Regions from separate parts of the Homo sapiens genome. Here region 1 is linked to region 2. A link is a loop called in an ENCODE intact Hi-C map of the cell type or tissue named here. Cell type or tissue: heart left ventricle. All regions are shown on one strand. Each heading gives the region's core, and the rest is flanking DNA. Links, peaks and the distances in the headings are about the cores only.

The links. A loop is a pair of places that touch in the nucleus more often than their neighbours do. Peaks named below come from ENCODE experiments on the same cell type or tissue, not always from the same donor. Only the 100,000 strongest peaks of a DNase experiment are listed, where the experiment ranks them.
Region 1: a loop joins it to region 2, with 2.2 times the contacts of the local background. A loop is called at or near these places in 18 of 110 quality-filtered maps.

The regions. Positions count from the first base shown.
Region 1 is chr4:146,233,402-146,238,401 of GRCh38, forward strand. No RefSeq gene overlaps it. Among named protein-coding and RNA genes, the nearest start is that of REELD1, 21 kb to the left of the region's middle. In heart left ventricle, for the core only: no CTCF peak of the experiment used is centred there; a DNase peak (open chromatin) is centred at 2,540.
Region 2 is chr4:146,091,386-146,100,118 of GRCh38, forward strand. No RefSeq gene overlaps it. Among named protein-coding and RNA genes, the nearest start is that of LINC01095, 26 kb to the right of the region's middle. RefSeq lists an enhancer at 8,268-8,507. In heart left ventricle, for the core only: a CTCF peak has its summit at 3,903 (motif pointing right); no DNase peak of the experiment used is centred there.

The DNA.
Region 1 (5,000 bases), core at 1-5,000, 140 kb after region 2:
CTTTTTTTTTTTTTTTTTTCTGAGATGGAGTCTTGCTCTGTCACCAGGCTGGAGTGCAGTGGTGCAATCTCAGCTCACTGCAACCTCTGCCTCCTGTGTTCAAGCAATTCTCTTGCCTCAGCCTCCTGAGTAGCTGGGACTACAGGCACGCACCACCATGTCTAGCTAATTTTTGTATTTTTAGTAGAGACGGATTTTCATCATGTTGGTCAAGATGGTCTCTATCTCTTAACCTTGTGATCCGTCCACCTGGGCCTCCCAAAGTGCTGGGATTACAGGCGTGAGCCACTGCACCCGGCTGACAACTTCTCTTGAAGCAAACTTCCCACCTCACTTCCCTGGCCCAGTCACTTGAAGGCCACACGAGTTGTCATGGTAGTCACTGGCTACAATTCCTACCACGTATCAGATAATTTTTTGCTGCAGCATTCTGACTAGACTCTTTTTTGGCCAGGGCAGCTGGAGTCCATGGGCCTATACTCAAACTACATAAGTGATCGTGAAGGTCCTCTAAGCTTCACAGAAGCCCCAGAGGGGAATGAGTAGGAAGTGTTAACTTAACCTGAAAGCTCTTACTAAAGCATAAAGCCATTAAAAGTAAAAAGAAAAAAAAAAAAAAAGAAGGGAAAGGACTCAAATACAACATCTTAAAATAGTTTTTGTGTTTTGTAGGAACAGCTACAAAATTGCTCAGCCAACCTCTTCTTGGAGGAAAGAAGGTATGCGGCTAAACACATATTTGAGGGAAAATGATGGATAAATAATTGCTGAAAACTTATTATATTTTAAACTAATGCTTTTATATCTATAGTGCTAATTTAATAACTACACACCATGGGTAGTGGTAGCCTTAATCTTTTTATATTCAGAGACTATTTTTGATATTTTCAATTGATTTTTTCCCATAGATAGAATTTTAGTAAAGTACAACTTAACATTTTACTGTAGCTTGGCTTGCTGTCCCACTGTTGAGGCTATCTGCATTAATTTGCTGTTATGCTGTTTGTTTTCCTTAAAAAAAAAAATTAATTAGCAAAAAAAAAAAAGTCAGCAAACCAGTAAATATTTAGACATGGGTCACACTTTATTTGCAAGTTATCTGGGAAGGGCTGGCAATTTATGAATAAATTTCAGATGATGGCCATGTCCTCTCCCTGTTTCAGACTTCCAGTATTAATCAGTGATCCTAGCCTTTCTGGGACACAGACTGCGTGTTCTGATTTCATTTCACTCCAGCCTATCCCTCTTCTAAAAGTAGCAAGAAACTTCTTTTATTCAAGTGAAATTAATTTGCATTAACTTGTTTTATTAAACTTGAGAACTTCTCCAGGCTTACAGTATTCTGAGCACTCTGCTCCATCTGCCCTGGCATGGTGCAAAACCAGGGGTGGTCATCTCTGGCTCCTGGTTTAGCATATCAGGAAGACATTAGTGATAAAAGGAAGACTAGTGGTTTGGTTGTTTATTCTGCTCTTTAAATTCACAAAGAAAATGGGAGCGTTTTGAGACTCCTGTTCTACCCATGACGATTGAGGCCACCAGGACAACTACAGCCTGTCAGATGTATTCCAGAGATTTTTTGCTTTCAAAACATAAATCAGTTCATGTTGCTGTCTCTGAATTCCCTAATGGTTTTCCATCTCTCTCAGAATAAAATATGGACATCTGATTGGGCTATGTCCTGCGAGAGCTGGCCCTCTGACATTGCCCTCTTCCTGTGTGTTCACTGTGCTGCTCTGAGCTCTCCGGGAAGCTCTGTGCAGCTCCCTTGCTCTCCTGTTGTCTGGAACCCTGTTCCCCCAGGCATCCAGCCTTCAGAGCTTTCTTCTAGAGCTGCCTCAGCAGAGAGCCTTCTCCTGACCATTGCAACCTCTAATCAACCTAGCCTCCTACACTGTTTAATAATATTGATAGCACTTATAACCACTTGAGTCATATATTTATCTGTGTTTGTTTATTTTCTGCCTTCCCCAGACACAGATGCTTCATAAAGACAAGGACTTTGTTTTGTTCACTGCTATATTCCTAGTACATAGCTTGGAGTCCACTATTCCTAGTACATAGTAAGTAATCAGTAGGTATGTGTTACATTTGTAAGTGAAAAGTTCAATACCCGTGTTACTATCACCAGCTCTTAGTGTAGATTAAAGTTGAATACGTGGCACCTTGGGTAGCTCCAGAACACTTGGGAATCAGGCAATGTAAGTTTCCCTCCTAGAGGTGAATTAAAAAGAGTTCTATGGGTGACTGTCCTCAGTGCAGGAAATGCTCTTATGTCTCAGATCCAAGGCTCCAGGGAGTTCTGGGCAGGGAGGAACCGAGAATAGACTTCCCTCTCGATCTGCGCTGGGGCAGAAGGAAGGCTGACTGGAGTCTTTCCAACTCAGAAGCTCCGCATGACAGCTTTTCTTCAGGTTACATCATGTGGCGCAGGGTTTCTCAACCTCCGTGCTGTCACCATCTGGGGTTGGATATTGCTTATTTTGGGGGCTGTCCTCTGCCTTGCCGGATGGTTAGCAGCATCCCTGGCCTCTACTCAGTGCCAGTGGCTCCCTCCTCCCCAGTTGTAAAACCAAAATTGCCTCCAGACATTGACAAAGGTCCCCTGGAGGGCAAAATCACCCCTGTTGGGGAGCCACCGGTCTAGGAAACAAGGCATGTGACTATAGGCCCCAGGCTGAAGTGGCATTTCCCACATGATTTCCACACCCAGGGATGGAGTGGGCAGTACTGAGATGGAGAACTACAGGGCTTACAAATTGGAGTGCCTTTAAAGGTCTTCTGACTCAGTGGTTTTTAAAACCAAGTCAGTAAACCAAAAAAAAACTGAATGCTCTAGGGGAGGTTTGGGGATATCTTCCCCTCCTGTTTCCTTCTCCCAGCATCCCTTTTGCCCATTGCCTCAGAAACTCAGGGCTCCAGCAAACAGGGATTGAAAACCATGAACAACGCCTTCTTCAGATGAGGAGAACAAGGCCACGGAGAGGTCAGTCCAACAACAAGCAAGTCTAGGGGAGTCCTCAGATTCCTTCGACCCACCCTGACTTCCAAATCCGCTTTTCCTTCCACCATACTTGGCGGCTCATTTATTCTCTTGGATCATGTTAGGTATTGTAAATATTTCAACAGATCCAGAGAGAGCCAGGAATCAAGCAGAAAAATGGCCTGGAGTGATCACTTTACAGCCACCCTGGGAATGAGGAGGATGATAGGACACTGGAGACTGGTCAGTCATAGTGAGTGAGGCCTGGGCATGACCTGCCAGGCTGTGACAGGGCCCCAGCAGTGGGCCAAAGGGAGGAGAGACAGCAAGGGAGGGAGGGACTGACATTATCCCAGGTAGGAGCTCACCACGGCAAGAAGATGTTTCTCATTGGTTTACAGCCACCATCTTGAACTCACTGCCTTCCTTTCTGTGGGCTCTGCAATTTCCTTCCTTCAGATGGCATCTTGGGAGCATCGTCCCCCCTCACCTGATGATAGATGTCTTCTGCAAAGTGTTTTGTTGCTTTATATAGGAAAGAGGGTGCCTGGAAATACATTCTATTGGATATTAAAGACTGTATTTCCCTGATTTATTGTCAAGCTACGCATGGTTGTCTGAGAGGCAAGGAACCAATGGGATATACATTTTGACTAATGATTAATTATTATATCGAAAGTGATATTTTCCTATCAACTGATAGGCAGGAAAAATAGACTAGAGCTTGCTAGGTTAGCACCATGGGTCACAGATGTTGCCTCTGCATTTTCAGATTATATTATCCATTACAGGCGGCACCTTCTCATTTAAAAATATAATTTGTTGTTCTCCCAGACGAAAAAAGAAGCTGACATTTCACATGCAAGCCAAAGATTAGAATCACTGCACAGGGCCGCATATGGAAGTACATTAGGATGTGGTGTCCCTGAATCAAGGACACCAGGCGGCCAGTGCTGGGAGAGATGTAGAAGGCAGTGACTTCTGATCTTTATTATGCAAATGTGCAGCCCCCGAGCCAGGCTGTTTAACCTCATCAGGGGAAATGTCGCTGATCATTTCAAGCTCCAAATGTAGCACAAGCATTAGTGCTAGTATGTTATTATTGTTATTATTATGATTTGGCGGGCATATGGAAGCCCAAGCCCTCTGATTTAAGCTCAGTCCCTCCTTGCTCAGACCCTCTGGGATTGGACATAAACTCCTCTTGATATTAAACAAACAAATATTTTTTTCTTTCTCTTTGTAATGCTTGTTGGTGAAACATTTTGCAGGCCTGGTTGTCTGCCAAACATGGGTGAGGATGGTGAGAGCTTCATGAAATGCAATCTCTACCCCAGAGGCTTAGTGACAGGGTGCCTTCTCTCTCCTCCAGGGCTCTATGCCCCAGTGGCAGATGCATCTAGAGGAAGCATAAAGAATGGAGTAGGGGCAGGAGAAAGGATGGATCGGGGAGTGGAAATGGTAAGGAGGATTGAAAAGAGAGATGCTGCATGGGCTTAGAAGGGGAAATTTCCCTTATTCCCACTTGCGGGTCATTGCTCTCTCAGAGCCATAAAGGAAACTGAGGACCTGCTGAACAGGCAACAGAGAAGTAATTAAACGAGAAGGGGGAAAGTCAAAGACAGCTGATTAGTGGCCCAGGGTAGTTGAATGCAAAGGTTGAGCATCTTTGAAATCCAGATCGCTAGACCTCAGTTGGCAAGGTCCGACTTTTAGAAGAAATTAAGTAAATAAAAGTGACATATTAAGCTGTAGTAACATTCTAGAGGAAAAAAAAAGCAAGCAGTACACATCCCTTTTTCCTCCGCCAGCCTGGAACAAGGAGGGAGATTGGTCATTGCACAACTGGAAAGACTAGAAACTTCTCCAGAGACTCTTAGAGTCCTTCTCATCTAGCCCCAAGTCCTCTTCATATAAACACTGTTGCAGGGATCCCAGTCCAAGTGAATCAGTTTTTGTGAGCGGAATCCACATCCCTATTTTTTAAGGCTTTCCAGGAGATTCTAAAGTGCAGCCA
Region 2 (8,733 bases), core at 1,885-6,884:
GCTCCATTGCACTCCAGCCTGGGCAACAAGAGAGAAACTCTGTCTCAAAAAGTAAATAAATAAATAAATAAAATAATAATGATAAAATAAAAATAAAAAATAAAAAAGTCTCCGCTACTTTGGGGACAAAATGCTAACTGAAAATCAAGCTGATCAAATTGGTTGCTTTCAATTTTATGCTGTCTCTAGACTGAAGCTCAGAGCTTCTTATAACTAAGGAGGAGAGGAGAAAGATATGTAGAGAGCAGGCAGAAAAGAGTCTAAATAACCAAGGACTGCTATGCAGGTTGTGCACTGCACAACTCCAGAAAGCACGATTTACATGGACAACTATGTATGCATGCAATGGCCCTGAAAGGAGGTATCAAAGTAAAGAACAGAAAAGGCCGTAGTTGCACAGAAGAGTTCCTAGTCTCTGAAATTTCCCACAATCTAACTTTATGAGTGAAGCCCATTCTCATTTAACTACACAAGTAAGTGATGGATTTTGGAGAATCAAAGTCCATAGTATAGATAATACATAGGATTTTTCAGTGGGATACCTCTCAATAACATGGAAATAAAGGGAATGAAACTAACAAGGACCAACATGTAATAAATAAGGTTATCGATCTGCAGAAGTTCCCTAAAAGATTAAAACTGAGTAACAAATAGACATAATAAACAGTCAAATCTCATTTAAAACATAAATCAATATATATGTTGTGCAGTTTCCTGTATTTAAAAAGGTAAGAAACAGCAATGCTAATTAGGATGAACATATGTACTTAATTAAACATCCCACTTTCCATTAGTGAACACACAAGAGGAGCACAGTTTATGCAGTTTTCACAGGTTTGAGAATGAGCTTACTAACCATGTATAGGAGAAAAATAAGTACTGCACAGTTTTGAAGAGCATTCTGCATTTCATTGCTTTGGTTAAAAGTGTAAGGTGGGTAAACACCTAAAGGTCCTTCTATTTATGTGTGAAATCAAGGGTAGGTTCATGAGTTCTTTTTCGTTTTAAAGGTCTGTGATTTTATTAGCAATGATGGGTGATATACAAGAAAGAGGAGCAGAAAGAAATCATCCCTTTCCATGGACAAGTGCTTTCTTTTATCATTGTATCTCTGTGTGAATAAATTCTATAATTATTGTAAAGCAATATACACTATTCTAAATGCTTTTCTTTGGATCTGCATAGAGTGCCTTTGATGTAAGCAAGGCTGGGCAGTTGTTTAAAAAAGTGGTTTGGAGATCAAGTTCTTGACCTAATATGGACAAGGTCTATTTTCGACTCTTTCATTTGAAACTAGCAACAGCAGATTAAAAACAACTTTATACTGCAAATTCAAAGTAGAAATGTCTTTTTGACCAACATCTAATTTCTTGCTCTTTGTGATCCAAATTTGGTAAGCTTTGGGGAGTTGAATATTAAGATTATATTTCTACCTTGTGCAGAAGAGTAATTCTAGTCCATCAAATGAAATTGTAAGCGTCCAGTGAGGCCCAAGACTTGTTTTCATGGCACATTGATGGCTACTGGCTTGTGACCTATTAGTAGGTCAAGTTCATTGTCAGTAACCACCATATTATCCTAACCTCTTCTGCTGACCACAAAGAAAATGAACCAGAAGATAAGGCTCTTTCTTGGATCACTAATATTTTCCATTTGGGTACATTTATATCTTTCCTAATGTAGCAAAGTAGCATTAAGCGTAGCAATTTCAAGAGGTAAAGCAGAGGTGTTAGAGAAGCCAGATGGCTGCCAACAGAGGTCTAGCTCAATGGTAGTGTCCTGTCCCAAGTCTGTACTCAGATTTTCAGGTCTAGAATTGGTTCTGTTTGCACATCCAAATTTGACTGGGCTGAGAGATAACAGCAAATAACTAAACTTACAAAGGATTGATGTAAAAACTGGTATGCCAATTCCGTAGTTATAGTGGTAAATATTACTATGAACAGATTACTTATACCCCATATTCAGGGACTTCTTTTTTAAAGAATCTTGGTTTTTGGGAAGTTGAGTGAATTTCACAAAGATACCTGCTCTATCAGCCGTGATGAAACAGCACTGTGACAGAGAAAACCCACATAGTATTTCAAACAGGGAATTTTTACTATAAAAAAGAGAAAAATCAATCAAAAGAGAAAAATCAATCAAAAAGGAGAGAAAAACCACACAGTAATTCAAACAGGGAATGTTTAATATAAAGAATTATTAACTATAATAGAGAATTCGGATAATAATGGATTGACTAGTAAGAAATATAAATTACTCTACAGAATACAAGGATAGCAGATATAAGATTACTCCTAGGGCTGAGATAAAAGCCCTCAGCAAGAAACAGATCTTATTGCAGAGAGTGCAGCTGTGGCTCAAGGATGGCTGACAAGCCACTGAAATGCCTCACCAGTAGAACTTGCTGGAAACCCACCTTCTTGGGTGTCAAGGAAGCTATTCACAGGGTGGTGCCATGTTTTGGAATTTACTCCAGTGTCAAGCAGGAGGTGGTGGAGGAAGCTGCTGGCCACTGGGTGCTGGTGACTGCTACTTGCTGCAGGAACCTGGCAGTGGAGAAGCCCCACACGTAGAAGGAACCTAGAGAAGAGAACAGACCAGAATCAGAAAGATATACCCCTTCCTCCTCTTCTGTCTTTCTTGCACCCTCCACTGACAAACAGAGCATCATGCCAGATACCAAAGGAGAAATATTTACAGGGTCCAGCTCCATCCTCACAGAGTAGGTAATAAGGGATGGATTTGAAGTTGAGAGGCAAGAAATTGGTAACTGGCACAGTTGCTAAGTCAGCATGACATTCATTCAAAGAAAGGTAGACAGTCTTGAAAAACATATCATTCAAGCCAGGGAAAATGTAATGAATCTCCTTGTCCAAAAACAGAGCATACTTCTTTGTTTAAGGAAAACGTCTATGGGTTCTAGACCCATAACCCTTGGGTAGTTCTGGATAAACATAAATTCTTGTCCTGTTTTCCAAGTTCTGCTACAACCAACTTATTGCTGTTTGGGCAGGGTATTATACAATCAACATGATTTTAATTTTCTTAGATTTTTAAAATCACTTTCATGGCCTGTCTCCCTCACATTATAAACCTTACTGCTTTGGTGAATCTTGAAAGTTTCCTTTTGTCTTCAGCTGTGTATTACAATTTTGGGTACACCTACAGCTGCAGGTGGCTAACTCTTCGAGGCTGGAGATGACCTTCATTCAAAGTTACAAAATATCTCTCATGATAGCCTCCATCATGGCTATAGAGAGCTCTAATTCTCTCCAACATGACCTCAGAGAGACAAGATGCATTTAACTTTTTAGGCCAATAGTGTTTGATTTCATGAATTACTAAAAAACTTAGGAACAGCCTTTTTTATTACCCAGAAATAAGATTTGCAAAGGGGAATTAATAAAGTAAAAGGAATACTTATCCAGAGAGTATTTACTAGCAGTGTAACTTGAGGCATCTTTGTCCCTTGTTGCACAAATGCAAAATGTGTGTACTAAGAGCAACAATTTTGATAGGCCATTGTGAAAATCAATTCAGTTAATAGATGTTAAAGTGCTTAAGTCAGCACCTGGTACACAGTTAGTACTCATAAGTGATACATATGATCTGACATGAAAACCAAGAAATTTCTTAGATTTCTGGCAGAAATTTATCCAACTTGAGAGAAAAAGATCAGCAAGAATGAAGAATTTTAATACATTTTTGAAATAAGAAAAGGTATTGTACCCTTTGGTAGTAGAAAAAAATCTGCTTCCATTGACTATAGTCAGATATACTCTATTTATTAAGCATAATGGGAACTTGTGAGAATGTAGAAGATCTGTCCATTTAGGGCCCAAAAAACTTCAGGAAACAGTCTCCAATGGGTTTATGATGGATTGGGATGCAAATTCAGTGTCACTAGATGGCGCTGTAGAGCAATTAAGCTTGGTTGCTTGTTAAAGGTGATTTTAAACACTATTCTAAAATTGGGTTATTTTCATATGAACATTTTGCACAAGCATAGGTAGTTATGTGAGCCAAAAATAGTGTGCCTATGTTCACCAGGGTTTTTAACCCACAAACAGCTGGTGTGGCAAGTATGAGAGACCTTGAGAACAAATGACCAGGAGGAATAGTAGACTTACGGGAAGATAACTGAACACAAACCAAGCTAAGATTCAGTAGCTGACTGGGATCACTAAATGGTGACAGAGAAACTGTGGTCCGAGGTCATCTTTTCAAAGTTAAGGCTAGCATCGGTAAAATGAAATTGTGAGCTAAATACTGCAAAAATAGAGCATTAAAATACTATAGCTTGATATCTTTATTTATATCTGAGGTTCTGATAGCATACCTGATGTTTTACTGTCTAGTTCACAAAAACAAGACTAAGTTGAAATTATATGTTTTCAAGTCTTATTTTGGATTAGTATTTTCACTTTCTAAAGGGCATGTTTTAAGGGATCCACACTATTATATAAAAAATTGTGTTTGGGATTTGGTAGAACTTTTTTTTGGAAATAGTGAGGAGAGAGGCATGAAGCAAAGAAAGAAGTTGGTTTTATATACAGATGTTAAGGAAGGTTATAAAAAAAGAAGAGAAGGTGCAGGCCACATTCAGACATTTGACTCACATTATAGTGCAGTAAAACTAGTTGATTCAGTTCATTGCCTTCAATCTCCTCAATCAGTACAGCCTTGTCAATTTTTAAACCAGCCAGCAGAGAGCAAGAATGACTGGATGGCTGTGCTGCGATCCATTTATTGTACTACACAGAGCTATAGCTAGATTCCTACCAAGCCATAACATCACGAAGGAACAGATTGCACTTGACCTGTAGATGAATGGCTTTTGATGGGGACTTAGATGGAGATAAAGGAAGTCAGCTGCTATGGCTCTAGCATTAGAAATGGTGGGATATATAATATAATAGTATAGAAATGGTGGGAAAAGGAAACACTCTAACAGCCTTGGAATAAAGAAGAAATGGAGATAAGAGATTTACAAGGTTAAGAAATGAAGAGGAAATATAAAGGAACTTAAAAGGAAATTATTCCTTGGCTTCAGGAAATTAACTACTGATTCTTTCCTTGTAAGTTGGAGCCTTAAATAGTAAGAGATGTCTGTGGTGTGTAGAGAGGAACGTCTGTCTTATTGTGTGGTAACTCAGGATACTTGGCGTTCAAAGGTATAACATTTCAGTAATCTGGACCTTGGAATCCCCACTGGTTTTAGTGTTGTAATCTTCAGTCTCTACAAAGTTGACCTCAACTGAGTCACTGATACTTCATTAATGATTTTTCATTATCTTTAGATTATTAGACTTTAAGTTTGAGTTATAGGATTCCTATTTCAGGCATCTTCTTAAAATTAACTAAGGGCAAATGTGTATAATTCTTAGGTATTGCCTCTAAAGTCAAGGTTCAGGTGATAATTCAGTTAAAAAGTCAGTTCCTGAGTATAATGATACAGAGAAAATGTTATTTCTGTTGCAGCTGGTATGAGAATCCCATCTGAGGAGGGTTTTGCTAAGCCCATGAGACACTTACAAAAAATTAGGCTACACCCTGAGAAAGAAGTGGACCACACATCCCAGTGCCTCCCCATGGTGACAAGGGATTGGGGGTGGGAGCTGGGGGTGCTTCGGGAAGGTGCTAGACAGAGAGAATGAAATGCTGGTGAGAGGGTAGAAAGGGACCCCTCCTGGGGCCAGTCAGATCTACACACGTGATTCCCAACACATGATAGGCTTAATGTGAGTATATCCTTTGGGAAAACCCTGAAGGGGCTGAGTCTTGAACCCAGCGAGCATGTTTGAATTTAGGGGGAAAGGCCATCATGAGAAATATGATGTTGGTAATTTTAACTTTTCTTTAGTGCAGTCATTTAAAGCTGACAACAGGTCACCTAGCTGGAGAGCGGCAGATTTGCCACCCCACACTCACCCCGGCAGAGTGGAAAAGCAACTCTTGAACAATGAAATGAGTGAATGTGGAGATGAGTGAGGCCTTCCCGCCTCCACAACTCACCTTCTGTATCTATATGCCCCCCTGATGGCCCCTTATAGCTGGGCCCTCCCTGCCTCCAAAGGGTTAGATGAACTGAGTAACTGATAAATTACCCCCTCAGCTGTCTTCTCTGTGAGATGAGGAACTAATAGGATCTCTCCCGTGAGTTGTGGTGGTAATTCACATAAAGCCCTTAAACTATTACTGGTCATATGTGATGGAATATAGAATATATGTTAGTTCTTATCATTAAAAAATGACCTATTCTAATACTCTGTGCAGTAGTAACAGATGAAAGAAACATGACTCTCAATTTTTAAATTTTCCTCAGCCTTTGCTTCATGACTGTGCAAAAACACCAACTCTGGGACTTTTAAAAGACTTGGTACCCTAATGTCGAGAGAGGCCCAGAGGTCCTACTGCTGTGCAGTCCACCCTCCAGCAACAGAAACTCTGGCCGAATGCCAGGGATTAAAATATTCCAAGGAAGACAAAGACTAGAGCCAAAGCAGAAAGAAATCAAGATAAGAAAAATAATCCCTTGAGTGACACACAGTTATAATTAAATAACACAGAACTAAAGCCAAGCATTTTTTGTTATGCCCTCTATGAGTAATACTTGTGCTTTGAAACTTTTAAAATATTTAAGGCAAGAAGAAATGAAATGCATGGCAACCAGTTAAGGTCATACATTTAGGACAAAAATAATAAAATATTAAAATGAAAGAAATAAATGTTCTAACTGAAATACTGAGATTCTGTGGAGATGAATTATTCAAAGTAGGAAACACATGTGACCTCCAATCTATTATATAACGGGAGAAATGGTGGTAAAGTTCAAGTGTAGAGCAATGCCAAGAGATGAGAAAATGATGGCAGGTAATGCTTAACAATATTCTAAAATTATGCTTAGATTTAAGGAAAGAGACTTCAAAGAAAGAAGAGGCAAGTTTGGCTAGTATAAAATGGAGTCTGGGGGCTTGAAAATGGTATTTTTCAGTCAGAACACCTAAGTAGTCAGGATAGACTAAATTATGCTGTAGTAACAAATAACTCTAAGCCTCAATGGCTTCAAACAGCACAGTTTTACTTCTTGCTCACAATAGATGTCTATTATGAGTTAGCAAAGATCTCTGTTCATCAGTCACTTAGGAGTAGGATTTCTGATGGTACAGCCACCATCTTGAACTTTGCCAGTCTCTGTTCTAGAGGGAAGTGTGAGCCCAGGGTTTCAGATCATATAAAATACTAATGTCCAGAAATGACTCATGTTAGTTTTGCTCAAACTCCCTGTCCAGGACTACTTCAAGGGGGCCAAAAAGTACAATTTTACCCTGCAGGCAGAAGTGGGGAAGGAACAAGAAGAAGAAAAAGATTTGGAGAATAACTCCAGCGGTTCCCCTGCAGCTCCACATGGCACTCCTTGGAAGGAAAACCTGTTTGTATGGCTGGGGGCTTCACGTACTTTGTTCATGAGAAAATCAGCTCCTGACCCCAGCACTTAACATGAGCAGGATTTTTGTGACTAAGATGTTCATAACTTAGGGTGACTTTGAGGGAAGGATTGTAGCTTTATTTTTAGTATTAATTGCCATGCATGTAACAGAAATCCAGTAGGCTATGGGAACAGGCAAGGGCCTTTGCAATTGTCTAGCCTCAGGGTCTTGAATCCAAATGCCTACAAGAGCCAAGGCAGGAAATGTGCATGAATGGGGGAGTCCGGGTGGTGTGCAAGAAGGGGTTGTCATGAGAGGGTGCACTGAGGGTACATGTCCTCCTGAAGGGAGTGACTGCTTCTCAGCACAAGCAAAGGGCCAGTGTGAGGGATTATGAGATGAATGTGGCCAGATTTTCTGACTTTTTAAGAGAAGTCAGAGAGACACGGTTGTTTTTTGGTTTTTGGTTTCTTTTCTAATTTTAGATGTGAAATCTAGTTTTTAAACCTTGGTTTCAAATTATAAAAAATTTAAAACACCATTTTGAACTAATGAAACATGGCTATAGCCTACCAGTTTATGACAATTATCCCGTGTTTTTTAATCCTCCTTTCTCACCACTTTTCCCCCACCCTTATTCCTCCAGCAGCAGAAGAACCCTTTATTTGGTCAAAGTCCAACTCAGAAAGTCAATATCTAGAGTGGATATATGTGGGGAACTGCTCTGATTGAAGCAGAGTGAGGGCCTGGACCCTAAAATTCAGCTGTTTCCCCTCTTCTCCCAGAACTCAAGAAGCACAGTTTGAAAACCACAGAATGAGTGGAATGCAAGCCTCTGCTTCTTCAGGTGAGGATTCAGACCAGGATACAGAACCAATCAGAGGCCTGTCAGTCCAGAAGTCCTTCCAGAACACCAGCAGTCCTGCATTCATCCATGTGCTGACCACAGTGCCCACTAGAGCTCCCCGTGCAGTCAGAGATTCACTGAAGCCTCTGTCAGACGTCATCATGAAATGTACCCTGAAAAGACTCTTGCACAGGACACCCTGCTGGCAACACGTGGGGTGAAGGGTGCAGAGGTTGCCTTCTCCAGGGAATTATATTCTAAGATGTACATTTCCATCTTGGCAAGCTCAGAGACAAACACCCAGGTACTGTGCTCTGAAGCAGTTGAATTAGTAAACTAAGAGGAATAACATCTTGGGGAGCATTAGTGCTGGTGCTCTTTGTGCAGTGGGACATGGAAAGTGTGAGCGGCAGGACAGATCCTCAGCAGGGTTGAGAAGGAGCTACCTGGACT